2 separate regions of the Homo sapiens genome follow, and region 1 is linked to region 2. Evidence: read pairs that join two places in POLR2A ChIA-PET (ENCODE). Cell type or tissue: HepG2. All regions are shown on one strand. Links, peaks and the distances in the headings refer to the core of each region. The heading gives the core; the rest is flanking DNA.

Region 1 (16,389 bases), core at 7,680-10,179, 98 kb before region 2:
ATATGTATTTTTCAAAGGACTTTTTTTTAAAAAAACCTTCTTAAACCAATCAAACAAAAAAGAAATCTATTTCTAACAATGCATGATAAAATTCAGCACAAAATTTCAGGTAAATAAATATTTTTAAAAGTTAATGCCATAAACAGTATTTAACTAAACCAGACATAAGTAGCAACATTTTTTTATTGCCCTTTGCCATGTGCTCTAACCAATATTGTGAACGTTAACCGGCCAGGGTAAGTCAAAGGGGAAGAACTTCAGGGCAGTCCTAATTGAATTAATTTCATTTTTATTACATAAGCAACCACGGCATAACCAGGTATTTGATTCTTGGCTTTAAGAAAAAAGGAGAAAAATGTTTGAATGTGAAATAATTTACACTTGTATTTCCAAACTTTGGCTTAATGAGTCTTTAAGAATTTAGGGAAAAAAATGAAGTTCTTTTTAAAAGCTAAAGTTGAAAGATTGTTAAAAATACAAAAGATAGATACTTACCTGGTAAAAAAACTACTAAATTTTAAAAATTTAATGTATTTAAATAACATAGTTCTTTATAGGATAAATAATTGTACCATGTGGAGTGCAAATCAATCACACCAACCTGCTTGATCTTGCAATAAGAAGTAGTAAGCAAATCGCAGACAGGAAGCAATACGCACAGAGATGAGGAGGAAAAAAAGGAAAACATTATTTCTCTTGTGAAACAAAGAAAAATATATAATAGCATTCATTTAAGTGTAGAAATAAAAATCAAACCGTTATCAAAACTGAAATAGAGCCCATGTAAAAAGAAAGCATATTCAACACAACGAGAGATGTCATTTAAGCAAGAATATTAAAGTTAACTTAGTCTTAGATTATAACTCAAGTCAATCTCAAGATCTCACACTGATTCCCCAAGTCCTGCAAAGGTCACAGTTCAACACCATGTGGTTATGCTAACAGAAGACATGGAATTAGGAACCTGCTAAGATCTGGGAAGTAATCTAAAAGGGCAAAACAGAAAATTAAGGCAATTTTAACAACTAGTACATTTAAAGTGACAAAATTCACACTGTCCATATCAAAAATGTCCCAATTCAATATTTCTTTTAGTATATGGATCTATTATAGGCATGCTTCACTTTAAGAAAATCTAACACAAAAACCTGAACCAATCCAACAGATAAATTAGATTACAGTAATTTCCACTGATTATTTGATTAACAGAAAGGTCTAATGAAGAATTTTTAAAGACACAAGTTCTCCCAATACATCCGATTTCCCAACCGGATTAAGGGCTTTTTTTTTTTTCCAGAAAATAAAATTATTACATAAAATGAAGTATACCTGTACAGTAACAAACTTACATTCCTTCTATTAGTAGATTTTTAAGGGTAATTATAAACAATGATTCTACAGGAGTCACTGCCAATTAAGGACTCAAGCAAGAAACACCTTTTAAAAAGGCCATTGAGATATTTAAAAGGGAAGGTACACACAGCAACCACATGCTAGGACAACCATCTCTCCACTTCACCAACACGCCCACATTACAAGAAAAAAATTATGTGCTAGGTACGCAAATAGGAATTAAAACTTCTTGAATTGAACAAAGTACAACTCATTTCATAACATACTTTCATATAACTACTCTTTAAGAATTAAGTTTTAAAACAGAAAACTAAATTGCAACGCCTCCCACTCAAATATTTTCGCATATTTCACAGTTTATTATACAAAGTAATACCTCTATGTGGTTTCTAATGCAATTCCAAGTATTTTACAAATTATCCTTTGAAATGAATTGTTTTGGTAACTTGCCTACAAATTGTCAATAGAGAAGGAGATTTCTAATATTCTTGGAATTATTCTTCTAGAAAGCTAAAAGCATAAGAACAATAAGCAATTATTTTTGTCATTAGTTTTGAAAGGGTAAGTATATAGATAATGCTTTAAAAGACAGTAAGCTGCAGGCTGGTACAAGAAAGCAACACTACTCCCCTTTCTTCTGAAAATAAAATATAAATAAATTAAATTAAATAACACTTTTCAACTTAATTAAATTGTTTTAACAAAAGCCTTTAAGTTTGAAATAAGTCTAGATGGATCCTGCATAAAATCCACGTGATTCTGCATTCTCTAATCATACCTTAGAAAATCTCTTAAAATCAGCCGGGCGCAGTGGCTCACGCCTATAATCCCAGCACTTTGGGAGGCCGAGGCGGGCAGATCATGAGGTCAGGAGATCGGGACCATCCTGGCTAACACGGTGAAACCCCGTCTCTACTAAAAATACAAAAATTAGCCAGGAGTGGTGGCGGGCACCTGTAGTCCTAGCTACTCGGGAAGCTGAGGCAGGAGAATGGCGTGAACCCGGGAGGCGGAGCTTGCAGTGAGCCAAGACTGCGCCACTGCACTCCGGCCTAGGCAAAAGAGCAAGACTCCGTCTCAAAAAAAAAAAAAAAAAAAGAAAGAACTTTTCTTAAAATCTATCAGGTAATACAGAAATATGGATAAATGTCCATTTGAAATAAAACACTATTCAATTCATCTTTACTTGCTTCAAGCTTTATGTTTTTCTTTATTTGGGAGCCTTTAATCTTAAGCTACCACTAAGAATAGGACACCAAAGTGTAAAAAATTTGTAATTGTACGACATGTTATAATGGGCACTGGTGTACTTCAAATATAATTTGTACTTTTAGAAATACAAGATTTGATGTTACGTGTCCCTTATTCTGAGCAGGATTAGAAATGTGTCATGAAACCTAAAAAATAAGCATAAGAATTATTCTTTTATACAGCTTACTAGCTCTCTTTACATTATCTCAATTGCAAAAGCATGAATCTCTCTTCCATTGTCTCAAACATAAGCTAAAGCCTATGTTTTAACAATTATGATTAACTGGAAGCAATGAAAGGGGGTGGAGGAATCATCACATGCTTTGTTCTACTGAGGAATCCAACATGTATTCTTTAGGTAATGACAGGGAGTGGTGCAGCATTGCTCAAATGAAGCCCATGGGTTATGGAAAAGCCAAAGCTCTGTTAGAGAATGTAAGAGCTACCACTCACTAGGCAAGAACTTATCCAGAGGTTTCTCTATGACAGAACATGTGGAGTCTGAACTACTGCTGCTGCTACTGCCTGGAAAACAAAGAAATGAGCCCAACAGGAACCAAAGAAAGAGGAAACAAGAAAATGAACACACACACAGAGAAAAATTCAGTTTTCAGAGAAAAAAATTTTAAAGGACAATCAAGCTTTGTATTAAAGAACCAAAATTTACTTTCCTAAAAACCAATCTTGGTAGTTTATCCAATATTCTCTACTTTACAAAGCCATACAGAGGAATTAGAAAGTGTACTGCTTTAAGCAACTACTGTGGGCAGATCCTACTGGTCACCTAAAGCCTAATCATTCAAAGGGTTGAAATGACAAGAATAAAAAATAAAGAAGTCATTTGGTGAGATTTTAGTCTACTGAAACTATTTAGGTTGATAAGTTAAAGGAATGGAGTTTTAAAACTCAAAGTCATACACAATAAATATTATAGGAGTGATAAATTACCCTTCATAATAGGTTAGTCTATCTCCACTTTCAGTCTCTCCCTCCCCCAAAATATCAAACTATCAAATATGTTTAAGGTTTGATAGCAAAACTTTCAAAAGGCTCACTGAAAATTTTTAAATTTCTAAGCCTGGAAGGAAGATACATTATTGTTAAATATTTTAACATATTACTGGCATTTTTCTATTTAAAATTTTATTTTTAACAAATCTGTTATCAGCTTTAGCTTTGAAAATAATAATCTACTCTGTGAAAAACTAGGTGTGAACAAAAAAAATTTCTCTAAATCAGGCAAACGTTTTCTGCAAAAGGACAGATAAGTGTTTGAGACTTTGCAGGCCATACGGCTTCATGTGAAAGCAGCCATAGAGCATATGTAAATAAATGAGCATGGCTGTTTTAATAAAATTTTATTTACAAAAACAGGTGGTGAGCTGGATTTAGCCAGCAGACATTTTGCCAATTTTTGCCATAAATCATTATTTTTCTGTCTTTTGAAGTTACAAAATCTTTATAGTTTTTAAATTTGGGACTCCTAATCAAGCAGTGATGGGTTTATTTTTAGCACAATCATTTTAATAAGACAAACAAAATATGCACCAGCTTGAAAACAATGACCACATTAATGGAAGAGAGTTCTGAAATAAATATTTATGGTAAAAAGGTTTGAAATGTAGGCCATTATAATATGTCCATTTCATTTGCATATTATCTATATTCTGATCATAATAAACAGTCTTAATTCACACGTGGCAACAAATCCCCCACAACAGAGTGAGAATGAGAATACATTTTATAAAGAAAAAGAACTAAATTTAAAAATGGAATTCCTCATACAAATTTACTATTTAAAAATTCAATGACTTTTAAAGACTAATCTTGTTTGTGGAAAAACTCCACATTATCCTAATTTCCTTAAAATACTTAGGTTCCAGCCAGGCATGGTGGCTCACGCCTGTAGTCCCAGCACTTTGGGAGGCCGAGGCAGATGGATCATGAGGTCAGGAGATCAAGACCAGCCTGGCTAACAGGGTGAAACCCCGTCTCTACTAAAAATACAAAAAATTAGCCGGGCGAGGTGGCATTTGCCTATAGTCCCAGCTACTCGGGAGGCTGAGGCAGGAGAATCGCTTCAACCTGGGAGGTGGAGGTTGCAGTGAGCCGAGATCGCGCCACTGCACTCCAGCCTGGGCGACAGAATGAGACTCCGTCTCAAAACAAACAAACAAACAAACAAACAAAAAAACTTAGGTTCCTAACACAGATGTAAGTCCCTACATAAAATTAAAACACACAGGAAATTTTAAAATGGCATACCCAGTATTATAGAGTCTTACAATTCTAAATTCTAAAAAAACAGAACATATATTCAAAGTCAGCTATAAACGGATCAATACAGGAGAAAAAATGCAAAGTTAACCAGGTAAATGGCATACATCTTCTGTTCTAATTGTTATCTAATATATTAAACAGATAACGGCAAAATAAAAGTCATGCACTCTACCACCTTGTGAAACCACCTAATTTCTACAAATCAGATTACTAAACAGAACTTACCCCTTCTTTTTTTCCTTTTCTCTCCATCTTCTCCAACCTCACCCTCTTCATCATCATCTTCCTCTGACCCACTGATATCAGAGCCTGATATTTCTTCTCCTTGGACAGAAATTTAATACAATGTTTTTTATCCTGTACGAAGTCATTAGCTATTTAGGAAATACCTATATCAGCTTTCTTCCTCAGATTTTTGTTACTGCAAACAACAAATTTAAATACTATTTAAATGCTCCTAGAAAGTATAACAGATATGCCAATCTCAGACACAGATGAGATATCCAAAAAGACTTTATTTTTAAAGTCTCTAAAGAGAAGTTAAATTCTGACCCACTTAAAATTTCAAACCATTCTGGCTAGGCAAGGTGGCGCACGCCTGTAATCCCAGCACTTTAAGAGGCTGAGGCAGGCAGATCACTTGAGGCCAAGAGTTTGAGACCAGCCTGGCCAACATGGCAAAACCCCATCTCTACTAAAAATACAAAAATTAGCTGGGCTTGGTGGCATGCACCTGTAATCCCAGCTACTTGGGAGGCTGAGGCAGGAGAATCACTTGAACCCAGGAGGCAGAGGTTGCAGTGAGCCGAGATGGCACCACTGTACTCCAGCCTCAACAACAGAGTGACTCTGTCTCAAAAAAAAAAATAAAAATATTCAAATCATTTCTTTATGTATAATTTTAAATATATATATAAATTATGTGGTAGAGTTACTAATTCAGTCTTTTAAAAATGTGATCACTTTTGAGGAACAATTTCTTCTAAAACAGCTTCCTGTTTAAGATTTCAAATAATTCATTCAATCTGTATTTTTAAGAGACACAGAACTGTCATGTAACAATGATCCCACTTTTAGGACTGTATCACAAGATATTTTCAAAAAAAGAAGTGCTTATTTGTACAAAGACAGTGTTAACTACACATTAACTTAAAGATAAAAAACAAAAAAGGAATGATGAAGCCAATAAAACAGATCAGCACTATATCATCTTCAAATTAGCTATTTTTAAATGCCACTGTTTACATATGAAATGTCTAACAAAATAAAATAGAGGAGAAAAAAGTAAAATATACTCTAATCACAACCAGGTAATAATTGTACCTGTAAGTACAAGATGGAAAGGAACACAGAGTCTTGGGAGAAGAAATTTCTGAAAAATATTTTTTTCTTCGGGCTTAGAAACAATGACATCTTGGTAGTAATGAGCACAGCTAGTGCCCAAAACTGGGTTTCTAAATACCATTCTCCTACAGAAGGGACCAGAGAGAAGTGAATGATTCTAAGATTGGGCAAGGAAGACACAAGATAAACCTAAAACCTTTTGTAGTGCCAAAAAGTAATCAAATGCTCAAAAAAACTGATGAGCACATGCTGAAAGAATACAGGAACTACTCTGAAGGATCTCATAATAGCCAAAGCTGGAACAATTCAATGAACAAAATAAATAATGATAACACTGGATTATAATCCATGATCTAAATAAGATAAATACTTGAATAAATAAACAAATGGGAATGAAGGGGCTGTTCTTCCATACAATAGAATCCTAAACACTAAACAAGGAAGAAATGATGAGAATAGAAAATAACATTGAGCAAATGCCACAGGATTATTGTTGCAGACAAGAACTATTGATGAATACTAAAAATAGTAGAAGAAAGTATGACAAGAAACAGGACCTTTGCAGTCTCAAAGTATCCCCCACAAGATACATGTTAATTACGAATGGAAACATAAAACAATAGATTTGCAGTGGAGAAACTTTGCAGGGTCATTATAAAAGAAAAGTAGACAAACCCAAATTAATGAACATTCAACAAATATATGACCAGTACTCTTCAAAAATGTCAAGATCAAGAAAGACTGGGGAATTAGACTGAAGAACAAGTGTGCTAGACATCGTCATTAAAAAGGCATGACATGGCCGGGCATGGTGGCTCACGCCTGTAGTCCCAGCACTTTGAGATGCCGAGGCAGGCAGATCACGAGGTCAGAGGATAAAGACCATCCTGGCAAACATGGTGAAACCCTGTCTCTACTAAAAATACGAAAATTAGCTGGGCGAGGTGGCATGTGCCTGTAGTCCCAGCTACTCAGGAGGTTGAGGCAGGAGAATCGCTTGAACAGGGAGGCAGAGGTTGCAGTAAGCTGAGACTGTGCCACTGAATTCCAGCCTGGCAACAGAGCGAGACTCTGTCTCAAAACAAAAAACAAACAACAACAACAACAACAACAACAAAACAAAGAAAGCATGACAAATAAATGCAGTGTGTGATCCTGGATTGTATCCTGGACCAGGAAAAAGAGGCACTGGAAGGAAAACTGGCCAAATTTGAATAAAGTCCACAGATTAGTTAATAAGACTATATCAATGTAAATCTCCTGGTTTCAATAACTGTTGTATGCTTATAAAAAATGTTAACATGAGGTGAAGCTGGGTGAAGGGTAGATAGGAACTCTCCATATCATGTTTGCAAGTTGCATATAGCCTACAATAATTTTTAAGTTTAAAAATTATTATTTTAATGCTATTGCCTACTTTTTTATTGTTGATATGATCAACTCCATTAACTAGATTATAAAAAGAAATGTCATAAGAGCAAAAATGAACTGAAATGTATTAACAACAGTATTATCATAGAATCCAGCAATTCCATTGCTGGGTACATACCCCAAAAATGGTAAAACAAGAATTCAAACAGGTATTAGTATACCCACGTTCATAGCAGCATTATTCACAATAGCCAAAAGGTGGAAAGAACCAACTGTCCATTGGTGGATGAATGGATAACAAAATGTAGTATATACACAATGGAATGTTATTCAGAATTAAAAAGAAGTCCTGATACATTCTACAACACGGATGACCCTTGAAGGCATTATACTAAATGAAATAAGCCAGTCACAAAAAGACAAATGCTGTATTTCACTTTCTTTTTTTTTTTTTTTTTTTTTTTTGAGATGGGAGTCTCACTCTGCCACCCAGGCTGGAGTGCAGTGGCATAATCTCGGCTCATTGCCACCTCCACCTTCCAGGTTCAAGTGATCCTCCTGCCTCAGCCTCCCAAGTAGCTGGGATTACAGGCGAGAGCCACCATGCCCAGCTAATTTTTGTATTTTCAGTAAAGATGGGGTTTCACCGTGTTGGCCAGGCTGGTCTCGAACTCCTGACCTCAACTGATCCACCCGCCTCGGCCTCACAAAGTGCTGGGATTACAAGCGTGAGCCACTGCGCCCCACCAATTCCGCTTTCGTAAGATACCCAGAGCAGTCAAATTCATAGACAAAGCAGAATGGTTGTTGGCCAGGAACTAGGGGAAGGGAGGAATGGGTACATACTGTTTTTAATGAGTACAAAGTTTCAATTTTGCAAGAAGAAAACTGAAGACGGATAACTGCAGAACAATGTGAATGTAATGCCACAGAAATGTAGACTTAAATGTGATTAAAATGGTAAACTTTATGTTATGCAAGTTTAACCACAATTTTTTAAAAAGGAATAAAATTCAGGCACTTGCTACAATATGGATGAACCTTCAACGTTCTGTTAAGTGAAATAAGCCAGTCACAAGTAGATACTCCATGATTTTACTTATATGAGGTACCTAGAATAGTCAAATTCATAGAGACCGAAAGTAGAATAGTGGTTACCAGAGACTGGGGGAGAAAAGAATAGGAAGTTACTACTTAAATGGGCACAGCATTTCTGTTTGGGATGATGAAAAATTTCTAGAAATGAATAGTGGTGACAGTTGCACAACAATGCGAATATACTTGATGCCACTAACTGTACACTTAACTAACAATGGTTACAATGATAAATTTTATGTCATGTATATTTTACCACAACAAAAAAATGTAAAACATAAAGTCAGCAAAATAAAAGTATGCACTCACCGTTAACATCGCTAAGAAATTAAAAATCTTTAAAACATACTGGCTATAAATACCACCTAGTGGTCACATTTAAAACACCAAATTTCATTATCTAACAGTTCTCTTACTGCTTTTCCTCAATAACTACTTGTTTACTAAATAAGTACCCTCTCTAAACATTTGTGATGCTGGCGTCTCTGAATTTCACCTCTGATCTAGTCAGTCTTCTCACAGACTACAAAGGTGCTTTGAAACCAAAGCCCTGTTTACGTGGTTCGCGAAGGAGCTCTGTACCAATCAGAAAGGATCTGTTTCTCGCATTAAGGTGCAAGGACTCACTCAGCACTTAATGACTGGGAAGCGTCTCACTCTCATAAATAAGATCTTCAAATTTTCCAACTTTCTAGCATGATATTGTTAGAAAAGAATTTCCAAAATACAATCTCATGTTCAAATTTAGGTATGAAAGGATATTTTAAAGGTCATGCAATGCATTTTTCCTTATAGCAAACTTGGTTTACTCATGACTGTCTAATATCTTGCTTTACTTCAAACAATAGTTAGTTGATATTGATTGCAATGCCAGAATTCTGGTCATTTTCACCTAAATACATACATTGCAGAATTTGCTCTTATACAGAGACAAATAAACATTCATTCCTTAAAAAGTGGTCATATGAAATCTACAAAACATCATGCAAATGTTTTTAAAAAACCACATACACAAATATTATGTAATTTTACTTAAGCTTAATATGAAAATGCGAAAGTATGTAAGTACCAAGTCACTTTCTAGAAATATTCATTTAACTACCAATGTTAGAGGCTCAAAAAAGGTTTAATAGAGGGCTTTTGTTAGAACAGTTAGTGGTTCAACAATGTATTTTTAGCCAACATAAAGATTAATATTTTGAGGAAAAGCTACCTTCTTCAAGCTTCTTTTTCAGTTCTTCTATTTCTTTCTGGAACTGACGCAGCAAAGCATCCTTTGGATCTTCATTAATTCTAGCTTTATTTTTAATATTCTTAGCACGATTGGCATACCGTAATGTACTGATAGTTTCATCATAATTGTAATCTGCTGGCCCAATATTTGCACACTATTGAATTAGAAATATGAAACAAATCATTTTACACTTGACAGAGTTAAAATTAATACTACCATTACAAATACATCAAAAACATTTAAAGCACATATGCACCCTTGGCCTTCTCGAAAATGAGAGTGTCAACCACATGAGTTTCCAAAGGACACTATTATGGGCTAATACACGAGTGTACCACAAAAAGGACAACCACAAGTCAAAAAAAGTAAAATAATCAAGTTTAAAAAATGTGATACGTATCAATTATTGGCATAAATTACAATCTTAAATTTGCCTGATGTTAACTATATCACCAATTAAGTCTTACCATCATGGTTTTTGAATTTCCTCCTAAGGAATCCTGAAGAAGACGAGTCAGTTTAGAGTTACGATAAGGCACATGAGTGCTTTTTCCATCAACCAAGGCAGAAATTACATTACCAAGGGTGGAAAGTGAAAGATTGATTTTTGTAGCTTCCTTTAGGCGCTGTCCAGTAGCTCCAGTTTTTGCCTGTCTTTCTGAACCCTAGCAATAAACAGAGATGAAAGTAAAGCTAAAATTTTTTTAAAAATAGAATATTCTTCCCAAGGTTTTATTAAAAAGTAATGTAACAGTAAAAAACCTGATATGATGCCTGAATTCACTTCAAAATAATATAGGAAAGGAAGAAGTGGGGGAGAGTACATGAAACAAGATTAGCCATGAGCTGATTGTTGGGAGTTGGGTGATCAGTGTATGGGGGATCACTATACTATTCTATCTACTTTCATATACATTTGAAATGTTCCATAATAAATAATAAACATACACAAGTAACACCTTAAAAATCATATGTAAATCATACCTTTTCACTTTAATTTTCATTCATTTATAAAATAAATGGATCACAAGAAAGAGTTATTCCTTAAGCAGTGTCCTGTTACTTACAGCAAGATCTACAAGATGGAGCTTCCCCATCCTGACATGCATGTTACCATCAATGCCTTTTTCACTGCATTCTATAGTAATTGTAAAGATGGCATGGGAACGGGAACTATGTTCGTTCATATTAGTTGCACCAACAGAACCTTTAATAAATAAACGAAATCCTTTAAAAGTGTAACAGAGAGTGCCTTTAAAAATAATTAAACATCCTGAACAGTTTAAAACACTTAATTTTATCACAATCAAAAGCCAGAGAGCATGGCTAAACCATAAAGGCATGGGTGTGTACTTAGCCACTACATGAAATTTCTCTTATACTTTGTTGATAACAAATTTGTAAGGTTTCTCATATTAAAGACATAACTTTAGCAAAAAATAATTTCAATCCCTAGTAATACTGCCTAAAAAATAACTAATTTACACCAAAAAACCACATTAATTGGAAAAATTATTGCTGATTTAGCTATCTAAAGAGAAGTATGCATGCTGGTGTACTGCAGGAAGTAAAAAACAATAATAATAAAGAGAATTTTAGCTACTTGGGAGGCTGAGGCACAAGAATCACTTGAATCCGAGAGGTGGAGGTTGCAGTGAGCTGAGATTGCGCCACTGCACTCCAGCTTGAACATATAAACCACAGGAATACTTGCACACATATGTTAGACAATACAACAATATTCAGTGCAGCATTAAAAAAAATAAGGTAGATCTAAAAACGTGGAAAAATGTCCATAACATATAAATTAAAAATAAAAGCAAGTTAGAAAGAAATACATAACATAATCCTACTTCTGTAAAAAAAAAAAATCCATTCAAAATATGCAAAGTATTTGCATATGTGTAAATATATGAATATATTGTGTAAACAAAAAACATTTTTTTACAATAGACCTGTATTAGTTTTTTTCTTAAATTCCAAAGTATTTTAAAGTTAATTTTACTCAATGCCAAAATTATCTTCCTACTATACATTCATGCAGCATTTTTCTGTGCAAGCTTTGATTTTATAATTGAAACATTAAAAGGGTAATCTTTAATGAAGTGACCAAAAGCTCCAATTAACTACCTGAGAATTAAATTAATTTCATTCTATGAATGAAATCTTGTGTTAAAATTTTTAATTAAATAACCAATAATTAACATATTTCTGGTATTTGTTTTTTTAATAAAAGCATACAGAAAGCATAAAGTGAAAGCTCCTGACATTCCTTTTCCCCAATTTTATTTCTCCTTCTCTAAAGGTAACCACTACAATCTGTCCTTTCATTCTGTATTTTATATACATACGTGTAGACACAAACACACACACACTGCCCAAATAAATATATGGTTTAACAATTTTTCACATATAAATAAATGGGGTAAGGCAGTACATACATACTGTTCTACAATTTGCTTTTATCCCCCCACTGACAAACATACTTTGAAAATCTTCCAGCTCTGTGTAGGCACATTTACCTGACTGGGTTTTTTTGTTGTTTTGTTTGAGACAGGGTCTCCCTCTGTCACCCAGGCTGGAGGGCAGTGGCACAATCTCGGCTCACTGCAACCTCCACCTCCCAGGTTCAAGTGATCCTCCGGCCTCAACCTCCTGAGTAGCTGAGATCACAGGTGCGCACCACCACGCCCAGCTAATTTTTGTATTTTTAGCAGAGACGAGGTTTCACCAGGTTGGCCAGGCTGGTCTCAAACTCCTGGCCTCAAGTGATCCATCCGCCTCAGCCACCCAGAGTGCTGGGATTATATGCATGAGCCACCACACTCAGCTTGTTGTTTTTTTTGTTGTTGTTTTGTTTTGTTTTTGAGACAGAGTCTTCCTCTATTGCCCAGGCTGGAGTTCAGTGGTGCTATCTTGGCTCACTGCAACCTCTGCCTCCCAGGTTCAAGCAATTCTGCTGCCTCAGCATCCCAAGTAGCTGGGATTATAGGCGTAAGCCACCACGTCTGGCTGATTTTTTTGTATTTTTAGTTGAGATGGGGTTTCGCCATGTTGCACAGGCTGGTCTCTAACTCCTGAGTTCAGGAAATCTGCCCACCTTGGCCTCCCAGAGTGTTGGGATTACAGGCATGAGCCACCACACCCAGCCTAACTCATTGTTTTTAACAGCTTTATTACAGTCTATGGTATTTTTGTGTCATCATTTACATAATCAGGGTTTTATTGAAGGTTATTTAGATTGTTACATCTAAAAATATTTTCCAGAATGTCTAAAATTAGAAACACAGAGTCAAAAGGAATGTATTTTAAAATGTCAACAGATACTGTTAACAATGCCCTTCAAATAGGCTGCACCAATTTATATTCCATCCTCAGTGCCCATTTCTTCAAAGTCTCACCAACCTACATATCCTTCATCTAATCTGATGGGTGAAACATCTCTCTCTATCTTGTTTTAGCATTTTCCTGATTAGTTGTGAAGTTAAACAGCCTTTCACATACTTATTGCTGTGCTTAGTTCTTCTACGAATAACATACATATTTTTTGCTAATTTTTCTATTAAGATTTGGTCTTTTTCTATTAATTGGTTCATAAGAATGTAATTGATTTTTGAAGTTTTGTTGTTTGATTTCCTTGGGTTTGATATATCTATCGTCAAGTCACAGAAACTTATAAAAATTTTTCATTTCCTATTTCTCATCTTTTACCTCTAATCCCTCTTTTTTTCTTTTTTTTTTGGTTGCTGTGTTGCCCAAGTTGGAGTGCAGTGGCGCGATCTCGGCTCACTGCAACTTCTGCCTTCCTGGTTAAAACGATTCTCCTGCCACAGCCTCCCGAGTAACTGGGATTACAGGCACCCACCACCACTCCCAGCTAATTTTTGTATTTTTAGTAGAGACGGGGTTTCACCATGTTGGCCAGGCTGGTCTCAAACAAGTGATCCACCCACCTCAGCCTCCCAAAGTGCTGGGATTACAGGTGTGAGCCACCGCGACCAGACTTTTCACCTCTAATTTCTAATTGCTATTAGCTGCATCACCAGTACTAGGTTTGAGGCATCTGTATAATATCGCTGAAGCTTCCTACTCTTTAGACTAAAAATGTGACACAATTACTAAAAAGAATACAATTTTTTAATTTAAATTTTGTTTTGCTTTTCTTGTCAACAAAAGGGAAGCATTACAGTGCCTAGTTAATGCAGACTACTGGCCTAGGTTTTTTGGGTTTCTTCCAGGTGGGTTTCTTTAGGACAGGGGCTCCCTATTGTCCAGGCTGGTCTCAAACTCCTGGCCTCAAATGATCCTCCCAGTTCAGCCTCCCGAGTTGCTGGGATTACAGGCATGAGCCACTGTGCGTGGCTATGGCTTAGGTGTGATCACTCACTCTACCACTTAGTAGTTATAGTACTTAGACAAGTTACTTAAACTAAGTCTCACTTTCTTCATTCATAAAGTAAGAATTTAATGTCTTCATAGTCTCCTGTGAGGACTAAGAGAGCATCTTTATGAAGCACTTAGCACAAGCACTCTCCACTAAGAGCTCAATAAACATTACCAATTTTACTATTATAGCTACCAAGAGACAGCCGTATGAGAGTTGCATAGATTGGCGCTACTAAAAAGAAACAAAATTTTGCTCGGCATGGAAAATGATTTGTGGTATCTTTCATTCATCTATGCTCTCTACATGGTAAATAATCAAAGTGGAATGGTTTTCAAGAAACCTAAAAAATCCAGTCTCTACAGGGTAAAGTGCCATACCAAATTTGCTTCTAAACCAGCCTACTCAACACACAGATGCTTAATCACAATTACACACTATACTTACGATTTTTGTGGCCTAGCGTCATAATTCTATCCATATCATCAGCATTATTTACCACATAAGCTGATAAATCTTTGATATAAACTCCCACATCAGGTCTTTCTTTAACCTAAAAAAAAATTAAGACTTTATACTATATCAATAACTCTTCCACAATTATTTATTGAGTATCTCCTATGTGTTGGACACTCTACTAGACAGAGGGAATATACTGATAAGATAGACACTGTTCCTACACGCATGGAGATGTCTATAGGAAGAACATACAAATGAAGAATTACACATAAAAATTATTTTATTTCAATTGTGATGACATGAAGAAAAATACAGAAAAAGTACAGAACACTACTAAGCTAGTGAAGGAGATAGGATAAAATTCCCCAAGATGATGTTTAAGCTAAAATTTCTTTAAATAAAAAGGAGGCAGTTAGTCAGTTGAGGTAGGAGAAGAAGAAAATGTGCAAGAATCCTGAAATAAGAAAAAACTAGGCACTTACAAAAAATTAACAAACCGAAAAAGACAATGTGGCTGGAGAGAGCAGGAAACAGGGAAAAATAGGTGAGATATCTGGTTATATAGGAAGACAGAGACAAGTTTAGAATAGTTTTTGGTCTTTATGGTAAGAATAATTTGGAGAATTTCAAGCAACTGAGGGAAATAATCAGATCTATAGTATCAATGTTAAAATATGATCTTTCTGTGAATTACCTTATGAGAAATTTTAACCAAATTTGAAAAATGTATTTAGGATGGATTTACCTAAAATACAAGTGGCACTGTATAAACAAAATTCACTTTGGAAGGCTCAGAGTCATCTCTACAAACCAAAAGAATAAAAAGTGAAACTGAGGCAGAGGCCTGTGGTTGCCAGTGGGAAAAGCCATTCCACGGGTAGGAAGACCTCATAGACATCGAAGACAAATGAAAATCTGATAAACAATTCCAGGGGAAAACGTTATAAAGGTAGACACTCAACATTCCAGTCGTTGATTTTCAATGTTGTGTGTGTGTGCATGCGCCTTTTATAACAATTGATAAGATAAATTTACAAATTAGGAAAAATCCTTTATCTGTCATGGGATATAAATTAAGCCCTAATTCTATTAGTAGTAAAAAAAAAAAAAGTATGATGATCTCTATAAGCCAGTGGATTTCAGACCTTGCTCTGAAAAGCCCTAGAGGGTCCATGGTGGCACTGAGGCGGCCACTGTAGGAGTTTAGGGGTCTTCAGGCCCAGAGAAGTTCTAAAGAGAAGGGCGCTTTCATGAATTTTACACATTGAGCTTCCACATAAGGTTTGGTTTGATGAAAGTGTTGAAATGCTTTACACCTTTTAAAAGGTTTGAAAATTACTGGTCTATATCAATGCTTCTCAAAAAATCTCTGATAAAGGATGTACATATTTGTAATATGATAATTTTGTAAAATACAAAAATCATGCACTTGGATGCCTTGGCAATGTCAAATTGCTATGGAAGTTTTTAAGCACCTACTCTCAGTTTTTGTGTTCATTCTCACCGCAGACTGAAAATGGACATTCTTCAAACTGACATCTGTCTGCAAACTAGTGGTCTTCCAATCACAATATGCTATTAATTCAAAATTCAATTAATAAGTGTATTCAACTAATAA
Region 2 (13,470 bases), core at 6,263-8,762:
TGAAAACCACAATGAGATACCATCTCACGCCAGTTAGAATGGCGATCATTAAAAAGTCAGGAAACAACAGATGCTGGAGAGTATGTGGAGAAATAGGAACACTTTTACACTGTTGGTGGGAGTGTAAACTAGTTCACCCATTGTGGAAGACAGTGTGGTGATTCCTCAAGGATCTAGAGCTAGAAATACCATTTGACCCAGCCATCCCATTACTGGGTATATACCCAAAGGATTATAAATCATGCTACTATAAAGACACATGCACATGTATGTTTATTGCGACACTATTCACAATAGCAAAGACTTGGAACCAACCCAAATGTCCAACAAGGATAGACTGGATTAAGAAAATGTGGCATATATACACCATGGAATACTATGCAGCCATAAAAAAGGATACGTTCACGTCCTTTGCAGGGACATGGATGAAGCTGGAAACCATCATTCTGAGCAAACTATCACAAGGACGGAAAACCAAATACCACATGTCCTCACTCACAGGTGGAAACTGAACAATGAGAACACTTGGACACAGGGTGGGGAACATCACATACCGGGGCCTGTCAGAGGGTGGGGGACAGGGGGAGGGATAGCATTAGGAGAAATACCTAATGTAAATGACGAGTTAATGAGTGCAGCAAACCAACATGACACATGTATACCTATGTAACAAACCTGCACGTTGTGCACATGTACCCTAGAACTTAAAGTATAAAAAATAAAAATAAAAATAAAAATAAACAGCACTTTGAGCCAGGCACATTGACAGCTGCCTGTCATCTCAGCAACTCGGAAGGCTGAGGCAGGGGATCACTTCAGCCCAGCAGTTCCAGACAAGCCCAGGCAACATAGCAAGACTCTGTCTCAAACAACAACAACAACAACAACAATAAAAGACTAGCATTTTGCAGGCCTCTCAGATTAGGCCCTTCCTAATTCAGACGGTGTCCCACATGAAAGAAAAGCTGACCCCAGGGAACACGTATTCTATTTTATGGAATGAAGTGTTGCCCATTAAAAGAAAAAAAAAAGAAAGAAAGAAAGAAAAAGAAAAACTGACCCCCCAAATGTCCCAGGGGTAGGGGAGCAGGTATACTCTTTTAAATAAAAACTCAGGCCGGGCACGGTGGCTCACGCCTATAATCCCAGCACTTTGGGAGGCCGAGGCAGGCGGATCACGAGGTCAGGAGTTCAAGACCATCCTGTCCAACATGGTGAAACCCCGTCTCTACTAAAATACAAAAAATTAGCCGGGCATGGTAGTACACGCCTGTAGTCCTAACTACTCGGAGGCTGAGGCAGGAGAATCCCTTGAACCCGGGAGGCAGAAGTTGCAGTGAGCCGAGACTGTGCCACTGCACTCCGGCCTGGCAACAGAGCGAGACTCCGTCTCAAAAAAACCACAAACAAAAAACACCTCATACCTGAGAAGGCAAGGGACTGAAAGGGATGATTAAAGATGGGTAGCAAAGGGCACCAACTGCTGGAGATTCATGAAGCCAGGACACAGCTTTCCAAGTCTCCGTGGACCAGGTCTGTGGCTCCCTACTTAGCAACCAAGCAATAGTCTGAGCAATCAGAGAAGCAGCAGCCTGAAAAATGAACTGCAGAGTCAAAAACTCAGTCTACAGCAGAAACACGTGAGCTGACACTTTCACTCAGATTTAGAAATAAAGTTCTTTTGACCTTAGAGAGAAGTGGGCTTAACAAGCTGCAGGCATGAGAGAGGTCCCCTTTGCTTCCCCTGGGCTGGAAGCAAGAACAAAGCACGATTTGTTCCGGAAGTTGACCGCAAAAGCTTGATATCTGGGCAAAGTCCCTTTACAGCCACTGCTGGGCAGCCCATCCCCCTCAAGTCCCTGGAGCTCCTGCCTCCTGGGACCGGAGGAACTCTTCTTTACAGATGAGATGTATTGGTGAGACACCAGGGGGCAGAGGTGGCAGGCTGCGTTGGATAAACGCAATGGAAGGAGCTGATTTGCACTGCCATGGTAGGGGAGAAGACATTTACAAACATTAAGCATCCGCTACAGCTCTTGGTGGGGCCTAGGCATGGGGTTCAGAGGGTAGTGTGGATTGGAATAAGGAATAGAACAGAACAGAATACAGACCAGGCGTGATGGCTCACGCCTATAATCCCAGCACTTTGGGAGGCCGAGGTGGGCAGATCACCTGAGGTCAGGAGTTTGAGACCAGCCTGAACAACATGGTGAAACCCTGTCTCTACTAAAAACACAAAAATACCATTGGCAGGCATCTGTAATCCCAGCTACTCAGGAGGCTGAAGCAGGAGAATCACTTGAACCCAGGAAGCAGAGGTTGCAGTGAGCCAAGATCGTGCCATCGCACTCCAGCCTAGGGGACAAGAGCGAGACTTTGTCTCAAAAATAATAATATAAATGTAATGTAACATAGCATAAGATTATGAAATTATTTTATTTTATATTTAAATATTGTAGCTTTAAAAATTACAGAGGGCCTCTACCCTGATCTGCTTCATATTTAAGATACTGAGATAAGAACAAATAGCCTTCCTATTTCATTCTCCATGTTCAAGACACATCATGGAATTTTATCCTTGCTATAAATATACATTTTATATTTGATTTTCCTAATGTTGCGGGCAAACTGCTGGGTCACTGGAAGAATTGATTCTCTGGCCTCACTGGCAACAGGGCATCAAAACTGAAAAGCAGCCTGGGGAACTGGATGTCATTAGCATCCTCACTGTAATGTTTGCTCAAACTATAAACTTATCACTTAAAATATTAAAGCAGAGTATGTTCAGAAGCACAAGCATAAATAAAAGTTTAAGTAAGGTATTTGTGAGGAGTTTTTCCCTACTTTATTTATTAAACATTCAGAACATCAATTTTAAATCATCAGTGACCTAACTTTGCATGGTAAATGAGCATAGGCAGGTAGCCTGGGGTTCCAGTTTGAGCTCAGCCAATTGTTAACTGTGACCTTGGCCAAGTTTCCTTATGTAGCTCAGAGCCTGAAGCCTGTTAAGCACTGTCAATAAACGGCTTGTACTAGCAATTCCTGTTCAATCAGTATTTAATCCTTGTCTACTCTTAGCGATCATGAAACCACCATTGCAAAATTATAACTGAGACAGTGAAAGAGATCTGATCTTACTAACTCCATCTTGCTTCTAACCTCCAAGTTGTCCTTGTTCATTCCTGAGCATAGGCCAAATTAACTTTGGGAGAAACTTAGTTTATAGTTTGAAACAAAGATGGTAACAGCCCTTTCCCAAAATGAACTAGACTGCCTTTGTAGAATTAACAAATTAGCCAAAAGATTAGATTATGGTTTAGAAGTCAGGCAGCTGGAGGCTGCAAGATTCTAAACCTCCCCAAATTGCCCCTGGGGATAACGTCACTATTGTGAAGCCTAAGATCAGTTCTTGAGATATTTTGCAGACCCTGTACTTGATGCATCAGCTGGCACCACCCAGGCTCGTAAACTGGCTCATCTGGTCTTGTAGCCCCCACCCAGGAGCTGACTCAATGCAAGAGGACAGCTTCAACTCCCTGTGATTTCATCTCTGACCTGACCGATCAGAACCCCCAATTCACTGGCCCCCCTACCCACCAAATTATCCTTAAAAACTCCAGTCCCTAAATTCTCAGGGAGACTGATTTGAGTAATAATAAAACTCTGGTCTTCTTGCACAGCCAGCTCTGTGTGAATTACTCTTTCTCCATTGCAATTCCCCTGTCTTGATAAATCGGCTCTGTCTAGGCAGTGGGCAAGGTAAATTAATCCATTGGGGGGTTACAATCATAGTCAAAATTAGTTCAAACCACATAAATCAATAATGATCTTTAACAGAGAGTGCTCTCCCTCATCTCTCTTCTTGGAGACAAGAGATGGTAACAAAAGTCCAAGTTGAAGCTTCACTACCTATGAGATCATGGAAATGACTTTTCAAGGAACACAACAATTGGCCCAGAAAAAGGTAGGAAAATAAAATATAAAAAGTAGCTATTGAAATGAAAATTAAAACAAAGGGAATATAACTTTAAAAGTGAAAACAAGACAATATAATGCAAGTTCTGTTTCTGAAGTATCTTTGGCACCCATCCACTGTCCGAGCTTGATAAGCCCTACCGTCTTCCACTGGACCCTGCCACTACCTCCCCAGGGTCCCCTCTTCCGCCCATTCGCCACACCAGTCTTGACTAAGGTAACATGGGTTCTTAGCAACACGCGGTCTAATCCCATGTGTACCAAATGGTGTAGATGGTTGTGTATATATCTATGGATGTACAGAGAAAAACTCCTCACAGCATAAACTAAAAAATATCAAGTGGCTCTCTAACATGTGACATATTCTTTTTATATTTTAGAAACTATTGAGAATTGGAAAAAACATTAATTCTATAATCAGAAAATAAAGCCACTTTTTAAAAAGAAGAAAGCAAGCTCTCAATGACATTCTACTGCAAACAGGGCAAAGTCCAAACTACCATTTAAGGCCCTTCACCCATCACCCCAGATGACTTTTCCAACATTATATTTTTCCATATCCCTGGCACACACCCTGAACTTCAAACACACTGGACACTCTTTACCCTGAATTCAGCCTTCATAGTCCCACTTTCTTTTTTTGTTGCCCAGGCTGGAGTGCAGTGGCACTATCTTGACTCACTGCAAGTTCTGCCTCCCGGGTTCACACCATTCTCCTGCCTCAGCCTCCCAAGTAGCTGGGGCTACAGGTGCCCGCCACCATGCCCGGCTAATTTTTTTGTATTTTTAGTAGAGACAGGGTTTCACCATGTTAGCCAGGATGGTCTCAATCTCCTGACCTCATGATCTGCCCACCTCCGCCTCCCAAAGTACTGGGATTACAGGTGTGAGCCACCACACCCGGCCCACAGTCCCACTTTCAAGCTTTCACCTATCCTGTTCTCATAGCCTGCCTCTTGGAGATGTCCCAGTCCTCCCTCTTCCCTATCCTTCCCCACCCCTTCACCCCCCATCCCCCACGTGCTCTGGTAAGTACCTGGAGCATTCATTTCATTTGGCTATGTCACATAATTAATTGTACTTAATGTTTTTCTCTTCTCCACTAAGCAGTAAGCTCTTCAAAGGCAGATTGTATCTTCTACCCAGAGTATCTGGCTTACAGCCTTGCACCCAAAGATATCCAATAGATGTTTGTTGAAATAAATTATTGAGGAATGCAGAGCACGATACACCTGAGGCAGTTTGCAGAAGGCTTTACAGGGGTGGGCCTTGAGGTGAGTCTAAAGAATGGGTAAGGTAGGGCAGGCGCAGTGGCTCACGCCTGCAATCCCAGCACTTTGGGAGGCTGAGGTGAGTGGATCACCTGAGGTCAGGAGTTCGACACCAGCCTGGCCAACATGGTGAAACTCCATCTCTACTAAAAATAAAAAATTAGCCAGGCATGGTGGCACATGCCTGTAATCCCAGCTACTTGGGAGGCTGAGGCAAGAGAATTACTTGAACCCGGGAGGCGGAGCTTGCAGTGAGCCAAGATTGCGCCATTGCACTCCAGCTTGGGCAACAAAAGCAAAACTCCATCTCAAAAGAAAAAGGGGGGGCGCTGGGGTAAGGCTAGATGCAGTGGCTCACACGTGTAATCTTTGGAGGCTGAGGTGGAAGGCTCGCTTGAGGCCAAGGGTTTGAGACAAGCTTGGGCAATATAAAAATAAAATTAGCTGGGTGTGATGCTGTTGCGTGTGATGGTGCGTGCCCTGCGAATTCTACTCCTAGGAGCCTATCCTAAGGAATTACTCAGAAAGGTGCACAAAGTCTTATATATCAACAGCATCATTTATAAGAATTAAAAACTAGAAACAATATAAACAATGAAGAACAAGAAAACAAAGTATAATACTACATTTATTTGATGCTATCATTAAAAGTTGTATGTTTTTGAAGACTAGACTAGCTATTGTCATTGGGAGGAATGCTCACAATATAAAGTGAGGGGGAAATGTTTAAATTGTTTGCATCTTGGGGACAGGGCTGAACTCAGAAATTGCCCCTGGGGATTGGATTGGGGAAAGGGGACCCTTTACATTTTAGTCTTCTGTTTTCCTTTTGAGTAATACTAATAGTAGTGACTATACTACTAATAATAATTCAAATGATTACTGTAAGCCAAGCATTATGCTAAGTCTTTTGTGTTTATTTTCTCACTTAATTCTCTCAACCATCTGAGCAGGTAAGTACTATTTTCCTCATTCCTTTACAGACAAGAAAGCTGAGGCACAGAGAAGTCAAGGCATTTGCCCAAGGTAGAGCCAGAACTCAAGTGTAGAATGTTGACTCCAGAGTCTTGTTTTCTCAGCTACTACAATATGCTGCTTCTGGTTAGATATATTTGTAGTACTGCAATTATTTATTTATTTATGAGACAGGGCTTGCTCTTGTCATCCAGGCTGGAGTGCAGTGGCGCCATCTCAGCTCACTGCAACCTCCACCTCCCGGGTTCAAGCGATTCACCTGCCTCAGCCTCCGGAGTAGCTGGGATTACAGGTGCGTGCCATCACACCCAGCTAATTTTTGTATTTTTAAGTAGAGATGGATTTCACCATGATGGCCAGGCTGGTCTCGAACTCCTGACCTCAGATCATCCGCCCAAGTCAGCCTCCCAAAGTGCTGGGATTAGAGGCGTGAGCCATCGCGCCCGGCCTGCATTTTAAATTAAGGAACTGATTCTACCTCTGCCAGGCAGTTCCCTCAACTAGAAACCTCTTCCCCGTCTACATAACTCCCTGATCTCCTTCAAGTCCTTGTTTAAATGTCACTTTCACAACGAGTACTATCCTGACTGCCCAGATCAAAATTGCAACCTGACCCTCATCCGTTATACCCCGCTGTGCTTTTTTCATAGCATGTATTTAGTATATCATATAGTTTTCGGATTCACCATATGCTTCTGTTCTCCTCCAACACATGAGCCCCACTAGGTCACGGGTTTTTAAATCTGTCTTGCTAACTGACGCATCTTAGCCAAAAAAAAAAAAAAAAAAGTCCTGGCACAAACTACGTGCTCAATACCTATCTGTGGAACAAACGAAGGTTTAAAACCATGGCATGACTCCGCATTGCTTTCTTACTTTAAAGCATAAACATACATACACACATGGGAGACAGGGAGAGGATATTTCAAAATGTTAATGGTGATTTCAAGTGATTTTTTTTCCTTCTTTATGTTTTCCTCTATGTTTTCCTGTTATGTTTATGTTTCCTGTGGTTTTATACCCCAAATTCTACGTGAAAATGTATTCTCTTACCATGAGAAAATTGCTTTTGAAAACGTCTCTCTAAACCTAGAGTAACGTGCATTGCCGCGCAGAGTGAATTGGTTTTGCTGTAAATCTCATGAAGCCGTTTTCCTGCATGAAACACAGTAAAAAAAAAAAAAAACTGGAGTGGTATTGACGACCTTTAAAAAAAAAAGATTGTTCTGAAATCATCGCTTGGTGTTTTGCAGTGGTTAAATGTTTATTAAAGGAATAAAAATCCATTCCTCCTTGGCGGACCGCGGCGTCCCTAGGGAACACACCCACCTAGCAACCGAGACCAGAGCTGGAGCGCTGCGCCTTTAATTCTGGGGCGGGCGGGGGGCGGCGGGAATTTCTGCTCCGGTTCCCTCTGCATCGCGGGGGCAGCTGTCACCTGTAAGGCGAGCGCGGCGCGGGGGATGGAAGCAGGCGCCCATTGGACAGAATACAAAGGCAGAAACCTACCCCGAAGGCCGGGGCCCGGCGGGGCGCTGGGGGTGGGCGCTCCCCGCGGCCCCCGGCGCCCTTCGCCCCGAGACGCCCCGGCCCAGCGGCACTGGCGCGACCGAGGTCCAGCTTCGGGGACACGCCCGGCTGGCCGCGGGGAAGGCACCAGGTGAGCGCGGCCGCGCCTCCCGGAACCCCGCTCCCGCGCGTCCCGCGGCGACGCGGCGCCCACCCGCCCCGGGAGCCAGGAACCCAGGGCCCCACCATGGCGCTGGCCGCCGCCGCCGCCGCTGCGGCTGCCGGGGTGAGCCAGGCGGCGGTGCTGGGCTTCCTGCAGGAGCACGGCGGGAAGGTGCGCAACTCCGAGCTGCTGAGCCGCTTCAAGCCGCTGCTCGATGCCGGCGACCCGCGGGGCCGCGCCGCCCGCAGGGACCGCTTCAAGCAGTTCGTCAACAACGTGGCGGTGGTGAAGGAGCTCGACGGCGTCAAGTTCGTGGTGCTGAGGAAGAAGCCCCGGCCCCCGGAGCCCGAGCCCGCACCCTTCGGCCCCCCGGGGGCAGCGGCCCAGCCGTCGAAACCCACTTCGACGGTCTTGCCGCGGAGCGCCTCTGCCCCGGGAGCTCCGCCCTTGGTCCGGGTGCCGCGGCCAGTGGAGCCGCCAGGGGACCTGGGTCTGCCAACAGAGCCACAGGACACCCCGGGGGGGCCGGCCTCCGAGCCCGCTCAGCCGCCCGGGGAGCGGTCCGCCGACCCACCGCTTCCAGCCCTTGAGCTAGCCCAGGCCACCGAGAGACCCTCCGCAGACGCGGCCCCACCGCCTAGGGCCCCTTCTGAGGCGGCATCGCCCTGCTCTGATCCGCCAGACGCGGAGCCCGGGCCCGGGGCAGCGAAAGGGCCGCCGCAGCAGAAGCCCTGTATGCTGCCGGTGCGCTGCGTCCCGGCCCCCGCCACGCTCCGCCTCCGGGCGGAGGAGCCCGGCCTGCGCCGGCAGCTGTCGGAGGAGCCGAGCCCGCGGAGCTCCCCTCTGCTGCTGAGGCGGCTCTCGGTGGAAGAGTCCGGTCTGGGCCTCGGCCTGGGCCCGGGCCGCTCCCCGCACCTGAGGCGCCTGTCGCGCGCCGGCCCGCGTCTGCTGAGCCCTGACGCCGAGGAGTTGCCCGCCGCGCCGCCGCCGTCCGCGGTGCCCCTGGAGCCGTCCGAGCACGAGTGGCTCGTGCGGACTGCCGGGGGCCGCTGGACCCACCAGCTGCACGGGCTGCTGCTGCGCGACCGCGGCTTGGCGGCCAAGCGCGACTTCATGTCTGGCTTCACGGCCCTGCATTGGGCCGCCAAGAGCGGCGACGGCGAGATGGCGCTGCAGCTGGTGGAGGTCGCGCGGCGCAGTGGCGCACCAGTCGACGTGAACGCACGCTCCCACGGCGGCTACACGCCGCTGCACCTGGCTGCACTGCACGGCCACGAGGACGCTGCCGTGCTGCTGGTGGTGCGTCTGGGTGCCCAGGTGCACGTGCGTGATCACAGCGGGCGTCGCGCCTACCAGTACCTGCGGCCCGGCTCCTCGTACGCGCTGCGCCGCCTTCTTGGCGATCCAGGCCTGCGAGGCACCACGGAGCCAGATGCGACCGGTGGTGGAAGTGGCAGTCTTGCTGCCAGGCGCCCCGTACAGGTGGCCGCCACCATCCTCAGTTCCACCACCAGTGCATTTCTGGGCGTCCTGGCTGACGACCTCATGCTCCAGGACCTGGCCCGAGGCTTGAAGAAGTCGAGCTCCTTCAGCAAGTTCTTGAGCGCCTCGCCCATGGCTCCACGTAAAAAGACAAAGATCCGCGGTGGTCTGCCAGCCTTCTCAGAAATCTCTCGTCGACCTACTCCGGGGCCTTTAGCTGGTCTAGTGCCCAGTTTGCCTCCAACAACCTGAAGGTCCCTGGGGCTACCACCTGGTTGATCTATCGTGGCCTGCTCGTCGCAGTCCAAACCCGCCCAAGACTGCAGCCCAATCAACGCCTGGAGCCTCATTCTGTTTCCAGCTTTGTCCAGGGCAGCCTGTTTTACCCAGATGGGCCTGCACCTCCAGCTTCTTTCTGAAGCATGACCCATCTCCAGAGATGGGATTTGAGAAATCAGTGAGAGCTTCCTATAAAGAACTCCAGGAGACAGGCCTGAACTCTAGAGGGAACTTGAAATCCAGGGTCAAAGGTTAAGGGGCAGCAGCTGGTCTGGCCCCTGAAAGCCTTCACCTGATGCCTCTGCAGCTACACAATCCCAAGACAGAGCTAGAGCAAGGGTCTCTTTAAATGTTGAAAGATGTTAGGTTGTCAGCTTTAAGATATGTGGTGGTTTTGTAATTTGATGCTTTTATTCTGTTTTTAAATTGAAATGAGGTAATGCAACTTTCGTAATAACCTTTTGGAATTATATTTTTCCACTTTTAGGCAAAGTGCTTAGACATTTTCAATTTTTTTTTTGCTAAATACTTTGGAATTCTATTTAAAAAATAGATGATCAAGATCTAAAGGAAATTAATCCCAACCAACAAACTTAAAAGTTTATCTACCTCGTTTTAGGCAATCAAGATTCTGGAGAGTCTTGAACACAGAATAACGATTGTGACCATTATGAATGTAACTAATTTCAGTTGTACTGTGAATGCTAAATATTTGCAAACAAGTACATCTTGAAAGTAAAGGTGACTTAGAGAAAAGAGACATTTTGACAGATACTTTTAATTTGTGGTTGTCTCCATCATGAAATAGAAACGTGTTTGGCACTTGTGGGTGGCTATTTTGATTTGGCATGACTACTTAATTTTTTAAAAAAATTGTGGTTTGTGAATTGCACCTTTGTGCCATGTTTCTGAATCTGGTTTTCAAATCCAGTGGAGCCTTTCAGTGAAATAGGTGACTATTAAAAAAGTAATAGTATTACAGAAAAATGAGCGATTAAATAGTAATGGATACAATTAAGGAGCAACTATTTTATATGACTGTTCTGTACAAACAAAAAGTATGTAATACCCATTTTAAAAAACCATTTGAAAGTAGACAACTTATTCCAAAATAGCAAATGCAGAATCTCTGCTCAGTGAGCTTGGATGAGTGGCTTAACTTCTCTGGGCCTTTGTTCCTATCTGTAAATGAGAAAGTTTGTAGATATTGCCAAGATTTCCCAGGCTCAATACAGTGTAATTATTTTATGTTTTAAAGATATGAAATCTGTTTACTCAACCAATTTTTTAAATGTCATATTGTGATAATGCTCTGCTTTTGCAAATTGTGTTTGCATGTCATTAGTTATATCAAATAGTTTTGTGGCATGGGGTAGTGGAGCTTCCCTCCCCACCCCCATATGTATCAGTGAAGCCTTTGAAATTACTTAAGGCAGTCTTTCATGGAATGTTTTGATTGAGCAATGAAATAAACAGTCCTCCATTTTGTTTCTGCTTGAGTGGTGATGTACTTCCCTTAAAAATTGTACAGTTTTTGCTATTGTATTTTTCTTTTCTTTTTATCTAATTTCCTTCATTCTTCTGCCTCTTTCAAGCATTCTGTTATTGAAAGAAGTTGGATTGCTCTGCAAAGTAAAGGAGTCAACCACACATGGATATCGTAATGGAGAACTGTAGATAAATGTGGGCCCTGATGTGACCTTCCCACCTTCCTTGCCTGGAACTCTGCATAAATTATTTTAAAATGCAAATTAAATCTTCTGCCTCTGCTGAAAAATTGTAGGAGACACAATTATAGCAATTGGAGTAGCTGACAGTCTAGAAAACAGAATAAAATACTAGAGATTTTCCATGGTAAAAGAGACACCTGACTCAGACAGGGCCTCAGACAAAGGTCACAGACACAGGTATGACCTGCCTTGATAAAGACAACGTTTAAACCAGCAAAGTAGTAATAACAATAACTAATGTTTATTGCACACTTAAATCAGAGGAGGGTCATTTGAACTGCCAGAAGAATCTATGTGTTTCAGAAGAGTGTGCTGCAAGCCTTCCAAGTGAAGTAAAACATTTAGCAAGAGTTTAGGATCAATATACCTAAAGCTCAGGTGTTAGAAAACACTGCTTTTCCTTGCAGGCCAAAGCTTTCTGCAACTATAAGGTAAGCCGATAAGAAATTATAGTTTCATACGCATAGGGAAAGTTTTTAAGAATCATATATCACCTAGCAGGAGGCACACCGTTAGAAGGGTATTTTCAACACTAACAGAAAATAATTGTGAAGGCAATTTAGCTGACAAGAATTGTCACAGGGACGAAATCACGCCTTTTAATGAGGGAGAATTGTTGATGTAGATGGGTATGAGTCGTATCCATAGCAAGCTTTTAAGTAAAGTTTTACATATCCTTTAATGGAGGTTGGAGGTTATTCTTAAGCATGTCTCCCTTACCTAATGGAGATCCAGGGTAATGCATATACTGTATAACCTGTGCTGATTAAGTGCCAGGCACAATTCGAAACACTTTGCAGGTATTAATCGCAAGTTTATAAGGTATGTACTATTTGTATCTTGATTTTAAAGTGAGGAAACTGAAGCCTAGAGAAGTCATAAGTTACTTGTCTAGGCCTCACAGCTAGTAAATGCAGAGCTGGAATAGTCTCCTGGTTCTCTTTTTCATGACACTGTCTGCTATCCTATTGCAGGAAGCAGGGTGGGCTCATCTCAGCCCTTTTTACTCATTTAGTGTCTTTGGGCAAGTCACCCAGCTCCCCAAACTCCATCTTCCCTGTCTACGGGACAAAAGGCTTCCTGTACCTATTTCACAGGCTGTGGGGGAAGGAAGAGCACGTAGAATGAGTGGATAGAGCTCTTTATGAACTGCAACACCAATGTGGGGTGCCGAGTTGGTTCCAGGGGGTAAATGGCTGCATCCCAAAACCAAATAGCTCTGATTTGTGGATCTGCTTTACATGATCATTCTTTCTTTTTTTTTTTTTCTTTTTTGAGATGGAGTCTCGCTCTGTCACCCAGGCTGGAGTGCAGTAGTGCAATCTCAGTTCACTGCAACCTCTGCCTCCCGGCTTCAAGCGATTCTCCTGCCTCAGCCTCCCAAGTAGCTGAGATCACGGGCACGTGCCACCATGCCTGGCTAATTTTTTGAATTTTTAGTAGAGATGGGGTTTCACCATGTTGGTCAGGCTGGTCTCAAACTCCTGATCTTAGGTGATCTGCCTGCTTTGGCCTCCCAAAGTGCTGCGATTACAGGTGTGAGCCACCGTGCCCTGCCATGATCACCATTCTTTTAACATGTTGGTGATTGTATACATAAGTAACAATCGACTCTACTAGGAAAAATGTATTCCCACAAGAGGGAAATTATCCCATATTCTGTACATGATATCACTTTAGTTAAAATAGAAATAATGTCTTTCTAAACTCACATTCCTCTAGCATTCCTACTCCTACCTTCCAGACCTAACCACTGCTATTCAGCCACCTGAGCTGGAGTGCAATGGTGGGATGTCGGCTCACTGCAACCTCCGCCTCCCTGGTTCAAGCGATTCTCGCTTGAAACGATTTCCGTGCCTCAGCTTCTCGAGCAGCTGGGATTACAGGCGTGCACCACCACGCCTGGCTAATCTTTTGTTAGAGACGGGGGTTTCACCATGTTGGCCAGGCTGGTCTCGAACTCCTGAGCTCAGAACTCCTGAGCTCAGGCAATTAGCCCGCCTCGGCCCCCCAAACTGCTGTGATTACAGGCGACAGTCAGCCTGTATTTATAGGCGCCTGGCCTATACTTAGATTCTCTTTT

What was found. ChIA-PET counts read pairs that join two places held together with the same protein. Peaks named below come from ENCODE experiments on the same cell type or tissue, not always from the same donor. Only the 100,000 strongest peaks of a DNase experiment are listed, where the experiment ranks them.
Region 1: POLR2A ChIA-PET joins it to region 2 with 5 read pairs; 5 of 35 experiments call an interaction of 5 or more read pairs at or near these places.

The regions. Positions count from the first base shown.
Region 1 is chr5:132,705,850-132,722,238 of GRCh38, forward strand. It overlaps KIF3A (kinesin family member 3A), which reads right to left. Exons shown (of 19, transcript NM_001300791.2): 5 at 14,760-14,865; 6 at 10,996-11,135; 7 at 10,396-10,593; 8 at 9,908-10,082; 9 at 5,110-5,208; 10 at 3,058-3,129; 11 at 602-610. Among named protein-coding and RNA genes, the nearest start is that of KIF3A, 24 kb to the right of the region's middle. In HepG2, for the core only: a CTCF peak has its summit at 9,051 (motif pointing left); no DNase peak of the experiment used is centred there.
Region 2 is chr5:132,805,642-132,819,111 of GRCh38, forward strand. SOWAHA (sosondowah ankyrin repeat domain family member A) reads left to right here and starts at 7,661. Exons shown (of 1, transcript NM_175873.6): 1 at 7,661-11,145. The coding sequence starts at 7,981. The coding sequence ends at 9,630. RefSeq lists silencers at 2,836-3,130, 8,696-8,765 and enhancers at 8,805-9,305, 9,306-9,806. In HepG2, for the core only: no CTCF peak of the experiment used is centred there; no DNase peak of the experiment used is centred there; H3K4me3 peaks cover 1,163 bases.